Linked DNA regions of Homo sapiens: region 1 is linked to region 2. A link is a contact called in ENCODE Hi-C or POLR2A ChIA-PET data. All regions are on one chromosome and are shown on one strand. Each heading gives the region's core, a stretch centred on a gene start or an enhancer-like site at or near the end of the contact. The rest is flanking DNA. Distances are from core to core; before and after follow the strand shown.

Region 1 (6,387 bases), core at 3,220-5,719, 150 kb after region 2:
CCTTTGGTCATGCCTCTAGGCTTTTGTAAAGACTGTTTCCACTGTGTGGAATGCTTTTCTCACTCCACTGCTCCAGAAGAACTCCTATGCATCCTTTAAAACCCACCTTAAAAAGCCCTTCTCTTTGAACCTTTCCTTTAAATGTTCCCTTCTTGTCCTTGGCCAGAAAAGGTATTGCAGCGTCTTACTTGAAGAAGGGGCTCAAAGAGTTACTTTCCTTCCTTCTCCCTCCCTTACTTATGTTCCTACCACATTTTATAAGGAGTATAATTGGAGTATAATCCACTGTTACAGGGGCCAGGCAGGTGCTGATAACACCACCATTATCAGCATCAGCATCAGCAATGGTTAGACAGTGTTTACTTGAGTCAGGCACTGTACTAAGGGGTTCATGTGTGTTGACTCATTTAATGCCCAACATAACCGTTTGAGGCAAGTGCTATTTATTATGCCTGTTTTACCCATAAGGAAATGGAGTCACAAAAAATGCTAAACAATTTGCTTGAAACATAGGTTTTTTTTTTTTTTTGACAGAGTTTCACTCTTGTCTCCCAGGCTAGAGTGCAACGATGCAATCTCGGCTCATCGCAATCTCCACCTTCTGGGTTCAAGCGATTCTCCCACTTCAGCTTCCCAAGTAGCTGGGACTACAGGCACCCACCACCATGCCCAGCTAATTTCTGTATTTTTACTAGAGATGGAGCTTCACCCCGTTGGCCAGGCTGGTCTCGAACGCCTGAACTCAGGTGATCCACCCGCCTCAGCCTCCCAAAGTGTTGGGATTACAGGCGTGAGCCACTGCGCCTGGCCTGAAACTTGTAATTAATCCACTGCATAGCTGGGAGATAGAGATTGGCTGTGGAGTCCGTGGTGTTACCTTTTATATTAGCTGCTCTTTATGAATGAGGGGTGGGCCAGGTAGGGACTGTCATGCCCTGCAGGGTGCCTGCTCCATGTAAGGGGGCAGCTGAGTGTCTGGCCCAGAGTTGCCAGCTTTTCTTTTCTTTCTTTCTTTTCCTTTTTTGAGGCAGGGTCTCACTCTGTTGCCCAAGCTGGAGTACAACTGTGTGATCACAGCTCACTGTAGTCTCAACCTCCTGGGCTCAGGGGAGCCTCTCACCTCAGCTTCCCCTGTAGCTGGGACTGTAGGTACATGCCACCACACCCAGGTTATATATATATATATATATATAATATATATATATATATATATATATATATATATATATATATATAATATATATATTTGGTAGAGATGGGTTTTTGCCATGTTGCTCAGACTGATATTGATCTCCTAAGCTCAAGCAACTCGCTGGTCTCGATCTCCTAAGCTCAAACAACCCACCCTCCTTGGTCTCCCAAAGTGCTGGGATTACAGGTGTGAACCACCATGCCTGGCCATTGCCAGCTTTACTGATATCTCAAGAGGATCCAGAAATATGGAGTCTTATATGAACTGATTTTTAAAATCTTGGGAATAATCTAAAAATTTAAAAGTCCACAGGCCTTCTTTGTGACTTTTGCTATCTCTTGTATTCCAAAGGGGAGCACCTCAGCTCACTTCATTTCTGTGTCTTAACCCAGGACCAGGCACACCTTAGGCCTTTTGTAAGTAACATGACACTTCTGGACTCCACAGTAAGCTGGGCTTGGCTCTCAACAAGCGGAAATCTCTTCTTTGGCTCAGGGCTCAGTGCAAAGGACCCTCTGGTCTGTACTTGGGGTGTGGATGAAGTCACAAACAGTGGCTCTAGGCATCACCCCTGCGTCCCCCCACCACCCAAGGGCCATCTCCAGGTCTCCCCTGTTCAGGAAAAGACTTCCTGCTTACTGATGCTGATGAGTCCCTAAGCATTTTATTTACATCACCCCACTAATCCACCTAACAGTTTGGGGAGGGTGCCATTATTATCATGCCCATTTTACAGATGTGAAAACTACGGCTCAGGGAGGGGAAGGGAATTGCCTGAACTAGGAAGGGGTGAAGCTGGGATTATAATGTAGTGTCTCTGATTCTAGCTTTTCATCAACCCAGATCATGGGTTCCACCAAACTTTTAAGGGTCCTGTCAGTCTATAGCAAACACACTCTCTTTAGGCCACAGCCTGGACCTACAGTTTGTGGTACACAAACAGGACCCTGGACAGTCCAATCTGCCAGTCCGTGGTTCGTGGTTCTCAGCTCCTTCTGTCTGCTATTGGAGGCTGAGTTTGGCTTTGGAGGGCATCTAGAGAGAACCCCTGGAGGTGGCCCCGATGGAACCTCTGCCCATTGGGGCATGGCCAGGCAGAACTAGTGGCCTGGCTGAGTCTCAGCCTTAGGGACCTGCAGAGACTGCAGCTAGAGAAAGTGTGGTGTTTGTCCTTGGTCATAGACAGAATAGAGGTGTGTGCACACACCTGTGTGTGTGTATGCATGCATGTACACTTGCTTGTGTGTATGTCTCATGTATGTGTGCCCGTGTGTGCTTGTGTGTGAACATGCATATGTACACACATGTGTGCATGTGTGTGTGTGCATGCATTCATGGGTCCGTATGTGAGCAGTGGAAAAGAGAGGACCTCATCCCCTAAATTCAGATCCTGTGAAGTTAGTTTAGGATAAAGAAAAATAAATTGAACTTAACCCAGAGATAACAATTTATAGAAGATGCTGAAATAAAAACCAACCTGAAAATTTTTGTCACCTAAATTCCCATCGGTAGGCATTATCCACGGCGGGAATCCATGCAGCAGTTTAAATAAATAAGCTGGGTTTATATGCAGCAGCATGGATAACTGGTGATGAGAGGGCTCAAGTTGCAGAATGACATAGGTGGGTTGTACCATTTCTACTTCTAGTTCTATTTTTCTGAAACAGAGTCTTGCTCTTTCACTCAGGCTAGAGTGCAATGGTGCCATCTCAGCTCACTGCAACCTCCACCTCCTGGGTTCAAGCGATCCACCTGCGTCAGCCTCCTGAGTAGCTGGGATTACAGGCACATACCACTATGCCCGGCTAATTTTTTTTTTTTTTTTTGTAGAAATGGGGTTTCACCATGTAGGCTGGGCTGGTCTCAAACTCCTGACCTCAAGTGATCCGCCCTCCTCAGCCTCCCAAGGGTTGCATCATTTCTATTAAATATCCACCTACAACATTACTACATTACTAAGTATTTTACATATTTTCTATGGCTCTGTATATATGACTGTGTAGGTGGGGGAAAGGGTCTAGAAGGAAACACTCCAAATTATGAAGGTGTTTACCTTTGGGGAGCTGGGAGGGCAGGGGTGGAAGATTACAGAGGAAGAAGAATGGATCCCTGTGTTCTGCATGGAATTACACAGCTCAATGGGTAGGCAGGTTGGGTCACTCACGGATGCTGGGATCTGAGACAGGGGTGCTCAGGTCTCTGGGAGCTTTCAGACCCATCCACCCGGCTTTGTGAGAGCTGGGCTGCCAGGGACCAAAGCCAGTCTTGGTTGTTCTGCCCCTACTCCCTGGTGGAGGTGAGTGGGAAGATGTGCCTTTTGTGGACTGGAGGTCTCTGCTGCTTCCTCCCTAAACTCTGTGCCTCATTTTCCCCCTCCACGCTAGAGTGAGAATGTCCCTGTACTATATCCCAGACCCTTTCCCTCCACAGCACACCTAAGTCATATGACATTGTCCAGACATCAACTTAGCACTTGAGAATCCTCAGCGCAGACAACTGCAGGGCGTTCGGATCTGGCCTCCTCCACCACATCACCCCAAATGAAACCCACGTTCCCCGGACGCCACTGACAGCCCACGAGGTAGGCTCCAGGGTCGGACTGCCTGGGTTCAAATCTGAGCTCAGCAACTTGTTCCTGGGACGTAGGGAAGCTTCCCCACCCTCTGACCCTCAGTTTGCACCTCTGCAAAATGGGGACAGCAAGAGAACCACCCCACAGGGATGCCCTGTGAGCGAAGTTAGGTCGTTTGAGCAAGGCGCTCTGCTGAGCTGTGCCCAGCACGTAGAAAGCGCTCTCGAGTTTCATTGTTGTCACCTCTTGAACAACTTCTTGCCCCGCCCACTCTATGCCAGGACTTTGCCGCCGTCTCTGAGGTCCCAGACACGCCGGGGACCCTGGCCCCGTCTGCCTTCTGCACCCTGGGGGCTTTTCCCAGCCTCCAGCTCTCCCCTCCGCCCCCAACCCGTTCAGTCCCCAGGCCGGGTCCCAGGCGCCTCAGACAGGCACCCAAGCGCCCTCCCGTGGGAAACTGAGGCCGGGACAGGAGCTCGCGGGCCGGGGTTGGGCAGGAGAAGGCGCGCGCGCAGGGACTCCGGGCAGCGCGCGGGAGACCGGGTGCGAGCCAGGGTTCGCCGTCATACCTGCTCGGGCGGCGGAGCGGGGACACGGAGGATGCGCGCTGTCGGCGGTGGCGGAGGCGGCGGTGCGCGCCAAGCTGGCGGCGGCGGCCGAGTGTTGGTGACACTGGGACACCCGGCGAGCGCGGCGAGACCGACTGGGAGGGAGCAGGTTCAGGGGCGGGGAAGCACGGGGAGCGCCCGCGGGTGGAGCTTACTGGGCGCTACCGGCCTGGCCACACGCACGGTCCCGGCTCCCCTGGCCACCTCCCTCGCCTCCCAATAAGCTCCAGCCCCCACACGCCAGGTTCAGGGACACTGGACGCCCCCCGCACGCACGCGCTCCGCATTCTCCCTCCCCACCTCGGGACACCAGCGATACCCACATGCGCCACGAATATGTCCACAGACCCCTCATCCGAGTGTACCCCACGTCCCCTCAGTACATATCACAAGCCACATATATGAACACTCCATCCCACCCCACGCGTGTACCTGTCCCGTTCACCTAGGCGAAGCATCGCGCTCACCAGTACAGGCGCGCCCCCATCACATCCACACCCCTGCAGACACAGTGTCCTCTGGGCAAGTTGGTGACTTTAGGGGGACATATGCAGCCACTTTTCCCAGGAACGTTCTTCCCTCCGCCTCTTCCACCTCCACCAAGGTGGAGACCTCCCAGATCTCAGTCATCCCCGATAGGTCCTATCTTTGCATTAGAAATTCAAACAGCCCACCCCGAGATTGGGAACTCTGGCCCCCTCTGGAGTGCCCACTACACCTGTGCTCTAGCCTCAGGGCACTGGCGGGCCTTGCGCATTTCCTCGAATCTTCCCTTCCTTTTCTTTTCTCTTCTCATCAAGTCAAGGTTTCAGGACTATCATTTCAGCCACTTTCTTGCCAATATCCTTAACACTTAGTTTCCTGTATATTTCTCCATAGATTGTCTTAATGCAGTCATTCTCAAAATTTTTGGTCTTAGGAATCTTTTGTATTTTTCTTTTCTTTTCTTTCTTTCTCTTTCCTTTCTTTCTCTCTCTCTCTCTCCACCTCCCTCCCTCCCTACCTCTCTCTTTCTTCTTTCTTTCTTTCTTTTTTTTTTGACAGAGTCTCACTCTGTTGCCCAGGCTGGAGTGCAGTGGTGTCATCTCAGCTCACTGTAACCTCCACTTCCCGGAATCAAGCAATTCTCCTGCCTCAGCCTCCCTAGTAGCTGGGATTACAGGCATGCACCACCATGCCCGGCTAATTTGTGTTTTTTGTAGAGATGGGTTTTCTTCATATTGGCCAGGCTGGTCTGGAACTCCTGGACTCAAGTGATCCACCCGCCTCGGGCTCCCAAAGTGTTGGGATTACAGGTGTGAGCCACCATGCCCAGCCAGGAATCTTCTGTACTTTTAAAAATTACAGAATACCTGAGACTTTTTGTTTATGTGGAATACACACACACACACACACACACACACACGTGTTTTTAACACATATATGTTATTTTGTTTATATAATGATACTTTCCATATGAGAAACTAAAACTGATACCTAAAAATATTTATTAATGCATTACACTATAATAAACCCACTACTTGTTGACATAAATAAAAGGCTTTTTTACAATTTTTTTCTTTTTTTGGTAAAGAGAGACAGGGTCTCAATTTGTTGCCCAGGCTAGAGCGCAGTGGTGTGACCCCTGCAGCCTCAAACTCTTGGGCTCAAGCCATCTTCCTGCCTTAGCTGGGACTACAAGGTGTGTGTGCCACTGCTTCCGGCTAATTAAAAAAAGTTTATTTTTCTGGAGACAAAGTCTTGCTGTGTTACCCAAGCTGGTCTCAAATACCTGGCCTCAAGCAATCTTCCCACTTCAGCCTCCCAAAGAGCTGAGATAACAGGTGTGAGCCATCATGCCTGGCTGAAAAATATTTTTCAAAAAAAAAAAATCAGTGGGAAGGGCACTGTTTAGCATTTTTGCAAATCTCTTTAATGCTTGGCTTAATAAGAGACAGCTGGATTCTCGTATTCAGTCGGCTGCAATCTGTTGTTTTAGTTGAAGTAAATGAAGTAAATTCAGCTTCATATAACTT
Region 2 (6,794 bases), core at 992-3,491:
ATAAGTGCAAGACTTGTATTATACAATGAAAACTACAAAATATTGCTGAGAGAAATTAAAGAAGATCTAAATCAGATCTAAATCCCCAGGGGTGATTCCTACTAGGGAACACTTGGCACTGTGTGGACAGATTTTTGGTTGCCACAACTTGGAGAGGATGTTGCTCCTAATGGGTAGCGGCCAGGGATGCTGCGAAATATCTTACAATGCATAGGACAGCCCCCATAACTAAAAATTATCTGGGCTCAGTAGTGCCAAGGCTGAAAAATTCCCATCTAAATAAATGAAGAGGCGTTTCATGCTATGGATTGGAACAGTCAATATTGTCATGATGGCAATTCTCCTAAAATTAATCCAACAATTCAACAGTTCAACATAATCCCTGTCAAAATCCCAGCAGGATTTTTTTTTTTTTTGGGGGGGATGGAGTCTCGGTCTGTTGCCCAGGCTGGAGTGCAGTGGCGGATCTCGGTTCACTGCAACCTCTGCCTCCTAGGTTCAAGCGATTCTCCTGCCTCTGCCTCCTGAGTGGCTGGGATTACAGGCGCGTGCCACCATGCCCAGCTAATTTTTTTATTATTAGTAGAGATGGGGTTTGACCATGTTGGTCAGGCTGGTCTCAAACTCCTGACCTCATCATCTGCCTGCCTCGGCCTCCCAAAGTGCTGGGATTACAGGCGTGAGCCACTGTGTCCTGCCTAAATTTTTAACAAGAGCAAAGTAAGAGGACTTACACTATCAGATTGCTCCCCTCGTCTCCCCTCCCTGCATTGCTCCCCTCCTCTCTCCTTCCCTCCTCTCCCCTCCCCCCAAATAACTGGGACTCCTAGCAGAAGGGTTACCCCAGTTAAAACCTACTCAACCCAGAAGAATGAGACAAACCAAGGGAGATGCCAATGAAAAACGAGTGACTATCAGGCCTGGAGATGGCAGCCAGCCACTCATACCCCAATGGCAGGCCAACCTGGAAAACTGTCCCCTGTAGGGTTTCCAAGGATGACATCTTGTCCTCCCCCTTGGGTTGGTCCCACTCTTGAAACAACATAAAAACTTAGAACCTAAAGAATACCCTCATACCTTCCCCTACCTTTTCTTCTTTTCTTTTCGAGACAGGGTCTCGCTCTGTCACCCAGGCTGGAGTGCAGTGGCGTGATCACAGCTCACTGCAGCCTCGACCTCCTGGGCTCAGGCAATCCTCTCACCCCAGCCTCTCGAGTAGCTGAGACTACAGGTGTGCGCCACCACACTCAGCTAATTTTTAATTTTTTTGCAGAGACGGGGTCTTCCTATGTTGCCCAGGCTGAGAAATTGTTTGTGATTATGGGTTATGCACAGATTTCTCAGCCGCAACACCAAAAGCATGATCCATAAAAAAAGGTGATAAGGAACTTAACAAACTTTAAAAGGTCTGCACCTCAAAACACATCATTAAGAAAATAATTAGTTAGGCCAGGCGCGGTGACTCACGCCTGTGATCCCAACACTTTGGGAGGCCGAGGCAGGCGGATCACCTGAGGTTGGGAGTTTGAGGCCAGCCTGGCCAGCGTGGTGAAACCCCATCTCTACTAATAATACAAAAAGTAGCCGGGCGTGGTGGCACGCGCCTGTAATCCCAGCTACTCGGGAGGCTGAGGCAAGACACTCGCTTGAACCTGGGAGGCGGAGGTTGCAGTGAGCCGAGATCGCGTCACTTCGCTCCAACCTGGGCGACAGAGCAAGACTCCGTCTCAGAAAAAAATAAAGAAAGAAAGAAAAAGAAAGAAATAGCCGGGCGTGTTGTCGCGCGCCTGTAGTCCCAGCTACTCTGGAGGCTGAGGTGGGAGGATCGCTGGAGCCCAGAAATTTGAGGCTGCAGTGAGCTGAGATCGTTCAATTGCCCAGGAATTTGAGGCTGTAGTGAGCAGAGATCGTTCAATTGCACTCCATTGCTGCCCACTGCGCTCCACTGTTGCCCAGGCTGTCCTAGAACTCCTGGCCTCAAGCGATTCTCCCGCGTCAGCTTCCTAAAGAGCTGGGATTACAGGCGCGAGCCACCGCGTAAATGCGCTAATGTATGTCAGGGCTTTATAGTAAGCATATAGTTTAGTCCTCGGCAAATGTTAGCAGACATGGGATATTTGTCGGTGCCGGGAGCTCTCAGTCCGGGGCGTTTTCCCACACCCACCTCTGCTCAGCGCTCCGGACGCCTGCAGTCACTATGGTAACGGCCAACGACTTCCGGAAGAAGAACGGCGGGCGGCGAGGGTCATTCCCAGCCGCAAACTGAGTGCGCTGAGCGGGGAAGCGCAAAGGGGCAAGTTACCCGTCCTGGCGTTTCTGGGGTTCGCCTCGGAGGCTAGCCTCGGTGCTCTCGCAGGCTCGCTCGCTTCTGCATCCCCGTTGCCGCCCGGAGCCAACTCTTAAGTTCTGGACGCCAGGCCTGAGGCAGTTCCGCCATGGACTTCTCCAAGTTCCTGGCAGACGACTTCGACGTGAAGGAGTGGATCAATGCGGCCTTCAGGGCCGGCTCCAAGGAGGCGGCGTCCGGGAAGGCGGATGGCCACGCAGCCACCCTGGTGATGAAGCTGCAGCTGTTCATCCAAGAGGTGAACCACGCCGTGGAGGGTGAGCCGCTCGGGGCCCTGGCCGCGGGACCCTCCCCTGCTCTCGGCTGGGCAGAGGTCACCGAACTTGCGTGAGGCACTCAGGTGGGCGGGGCACGCATGGACAGCAAATACCCTCGGCAAAAGAGCAAGCCCCGAACTCCTGATCACGTCAGCGGGAGTCTCAGCTGGGTGCCGGGCTGTCTTGAACACTTGCTAATTTTGGGTGTTGTTTTTCCTCCTCTGGCTGGGCTATAAGTTTCCTTTTTCTTTTCTTTCTTTCTCTTTGTTTTTTCTTTTGAAACAGGGTCTCTCTACAGTGGCTCGATCATAGCTCACTGCAGCCTCGAACTCCTGCACTCAAGCGATCCTCTCGCCTCTCGAGTCGCTAGGACTACAGGCGCGAGCCACCGCGCCCCACAAATTCTGTTTAAAAAAAAAATTGTAGAGATGGGATCTCACTGTGTTGCCAGGCTGGTCTCAAATTCAAATTCCTGGGCATAATGGGTTTTCCAGTCTTGGCCTCCCAAAGTACTGTGATTATACCTGTGAGCCACCACATCTGGCCTGAAGTTTCCTTTTGGAACTTAAAAGAGTGGATCTTATTGCAGTAGCTCTTCTCTAAATAATTCAATAGCAGATCTCTGGGATTCCCTTTTTATTATTATCCATAGGCACTGGAAGACAAGATGGATCTTTTTAAATGCTAGAAGTTTTAACCAGTTCTTAACATGTCTTTGTTGAGGCACCTTCCAGAATATAAGATAAAACAACTCCAGTTTCTGTTATAGTGACTTGAATCTCAGAGTCAAGAGCCCAGTGTCAAAGAAAATTGGCTTTGACTTTTTGTAATCTAGGAGCACGAGTCTGTGAGGTGTTTATTCAAAGAGTTAAAGAGCCTGTTTTGTACCAAACAATAAACTGTAAAAAGAAAAAAAAAGTGAATTTTGAGAGTATGAAAGAATAGCCAACAGATCCATATATCTGGAAAAAACGTATTATAGTATAGGTATAAGAGAATGACACAGATCTAGAAAACATTGTTTTAGTGGATTTTATTTCAGCTGAGGAAGATAGGCTGGTCTCAGTGGAGACTTAAACCTTTTTTTTTTTTTTTTTTTTGAGACAGGGTCTCATTCCTCATTCTGCTGCCCAAGCTGGAATGCAGTGATACCATCATAGTTCACTGCAGCCTCAAACTCTGGGTTCAAGCAGTCCGCTCGCCTCAGCCTCCCAAGTAACTGGAACTATAGGCATGTGCCACCATGCCTGGCTAATTAAAAAAAAAAATTTTTTTTTAGAGACAAGGTCGCACTATGTTGCCCAGGTTGATCTCAAATTTCTGACCTCAAGTGATCCTCCCATCTTGGCTTCCCAAAGCCCTAGGATTACTGGTGTGAGCCACCACGCCTGGCCTAAACCATTTGTTGAGGATAAGTTAAATTATAAAAAATAACATGCACTGGCAACCATTTCATGTAACTCCTCAACTTGACTTTTATTCACCGTGTGTTGATTCACTGTGTGTTGATTCAGTACGTACTGCACACAAGTCTCTCTCCTAGGCTCAGATGGAAAGACCAAACAGACTGCTTCCACTGGGAGTGGATAGTCCAAGAGATGTTCCCATTTTTGTTTGTTTTTTTGTTTTTTTTGAGACGAAGTCTCGCTCTTTCCCCCTGGCTGGAGTGCAGTGGCGCCATCTCAGCTCACTGCAACCTCCCCCTTCTGAGTTCAAGTTATTCTCCTGCCTCTACCTCCTGAGTAGCTGGGATTACAGGTGCGTGCCCCACCCCTGGCTAATTTTTGTATTTTTAGTAGAGATGGGGTTTCATGATGTTGGCCAGGCTGATCTTGAACTCCTGACCTCAGGTGATCCACCCACCTCGGCCTCCCAAAGTGCTGGGATTACAGGCATGAGCCACTGTGCCCGGCCAGATGTGCCCATTGTTTAAGAAAAGGTAGGGAGGGGGCTCTATTTCACTGCAGATTGTTTTCTTTCTTTCTTTTTTTTTTTGAGACAGGGTCTCACTTTGTCACCCAGGCTACAGTGCAGTGGTGTGGTCAGTGCTCACTGCAGCTTCACCTCTCGGGCTCGAGGAATTCTCCTGCCCCAGCCTCCTGAATAACTGGGACCACAGGCTTGTGCCACCATGCCAGATGGCACAATTTTTTGATTTTTTGTAGAGATGGGGTCTCACTATGTTGTCCAGGCTGGTCTCAAACTCCTGAGCTCAGGCGATCCTCCAGCCTTTGCCTCCTAAAGTGCTGGGATTACAGGCGTGAGCCACCGCGCCCAGCCCTTATTCTTTATTGTACCTTGCATCTTTTACTAATTATTGAGCATCTACTATGCATGTGTCCAGAAATGGGCAGTGGGGAGGAAAAGTTTATCTTGCTCGAGCTTGCTGCCTTTGGGGAAGATAGAAACAGTAAATTACAATGACGGATGGCTTTACTCAGAATAGAATCTGGAGTTGTGAGAACTGTCAGGAGGGTGCAGTTACTTCTTGTTTAGGAGAATCATAAAGCACTTGCCCTGTGTTAGACCTTGAAGGAAAACTTTGTAGGGCAAAGAGGAAAGGACATTAATAATAATATAATAGCAAATTGGCTGGGCGCAGTGGCTCATGCCTGTAATCTCAGCACTTTTGGAAGGCTGAGGCGAGAGAATCACCTGAGGTCAGGAGTTCCAGACCAGCCTGGTCAACATGGTGAAACCCCATCTCTACTAAAAATACAAAATTAGAGGTGGGTGTGGTGACATGCGCTGTAGTCCCAGCTACTCAGGAGGCTGAGGCAGGAGAATCGCTTGAACCCAGGAGGCAGAAGTTGCAGTGAGCAGAGATCCCACCACTACACTCCAGCCTGGGTGACAGAGTGAGACTCTGTCTCAAAAATAATAATAATAATGATATAATAGCACATATATGAGGTTTGGTACATGTCAGACACTCTTTTTGGTGCTCTATATGTATTAACTAAGTGATTCTGAAACATGGGTTGCAATGCTTTCCTTGCCTCCCCTTATCCTTGTTCCTGCCCTCAGGAACAGGGACTATTTGGAAATTGGTGGGAGGTTTTTTTTTTTTTTTTGAGATGGAGTTTCAATCTTGTTGCCCAGGATGGAGTGCGATGGAGTGCAATGGCGTGATCGCGGCTCACTGCAACCTCCGCCTCTCGGGTTCAAGCAATTCTCCTGCCTCAGCCTCCCGAGTAGCTGGGTGTATAGGCATGCGCCACCATGCCTGGCTAATTTTGTATTTTTAGTAGAGATGGGTTCTACATGATGGTCAGGCTGGTCTCGAGCTCCCAACCTCAGGTGATCTGCCTGCCTCGGCCTCCCAAAGTGCTGGGATTACAGGCATGAGCTATTGCGCCTGGACTGTGGGAGCTTTTTTATTTATTTTATTTATTTTTTATTTTATTTTATTTTATTTTATTTTATTTTATTTTATTTTATTTTAATTTAATTTTATTTTTTTGAGATGGAGTCTCGCTCTGTCGCCCAGGCTGGAGGGCAGTGGCGTGATCTCGACGCACTGCAAGCTCTGCCTCCAGGGTTTACACCATTCTCCTGCCTCAGCCTCCCGAGTAGCTGGGACTACAGGCGCCCGCCACCACGCCTGGCTAATTTTTTGTATTTTTAGTAGAGACGGGGTTTCACCTTGTTAGCCAGAATGGTCTCGATCTCCTGACCTTGTGATCCACTCGCCTCGGCCTCCCAAAGTGCTGGGATTATAGGCGTGAGCCACTGCGCCTGGCTGTGGGAGCTTTTTTAGTTGTTGCATTAAAGGGGTGACATTCAGTGGCATTCAGACATAAGACATTCAGTGGGAGGACCCAGTGATGCTTAATGTCCTGCAGTGCTTGGTACAGTCCTGCACAGTGAAGAATTGTCCTGGCCTAAATGTGAATAGTACCTGCTTTTGGGCATGGTTATCTAATTTAAACCTGACAGTTATCCTTAGAGGTAGGCACAGTTATTATGTCCACTGTAGACTTGTAGAAACTGAGGTTGAGAGAAGTTAAGTAACTTGCTCGGCATCATGTTCCTAATGAATGGAGAGCCTGGACTGAACCCAGACAGTTGGCTCCAGAGCCCAGGCCCTTAACCATTATATTTCACTACTTCCTTGGTATTAAAGAGAGAGAGAGAGTAACATATGCACAGGAGTGTGGCTATAAGAAGGCGTAGTCCAGGGAAAGGTG

What was found. Hi-C counts contacts between places; a loop is a spot of excess contacts on that map. ChIA-PET counts read pairs that join two places held with the same protein, here RNA polymerase II (POLR2A). Pooled maps may share reads with other maps.
Region 1: a pooled map shows a loop between it and region 2 (2.2-fold over the local background). The contact joins the promoter of SCNN1B here to the promoter of COG7 in region 2. A Hi-C loop is called at or near these places in 1 of 50 pooled maps. POLR2A ChIA-PET finds 5 or more read pairs at or near these places in 2 of 52 experiments (AG04450 and WTC11).

The regions. Positions count from the first base shown.
Region 1 is chr16:23,300,384-23,306,770 of GRCh38, reverse strand. It overlaps SCNN1B (sodium channel epithelial 1 subunit beta), which reads right to left and starts at 4,469. Exons shown (of 13, transcript NM_000336.3): 1 at 4,334-4,469. RefSeq lists enhancers at 4,237-4,753, 4,754-5,271.
Region 2 is chr16:23,448,636-23,455,429 of GRCh38, reverse strand. It overlaps COG7 (component of oligomeric golgi complex 7), which reads left to right and starts at 2,241. Exons shown (of 17, transcript NM_153603.4): 1 at 2,241-2,604. The coding sequence starts at 2,436. LOC124903667 (a long non-coding RNA gene) reads right to left here and starts at 2,687. Exons shown (of 2, transcript XR_007065030.1): 1 at 2,165-2,687. RefSeq lists enhancers at 1,912-1,961, 2,252-2,581.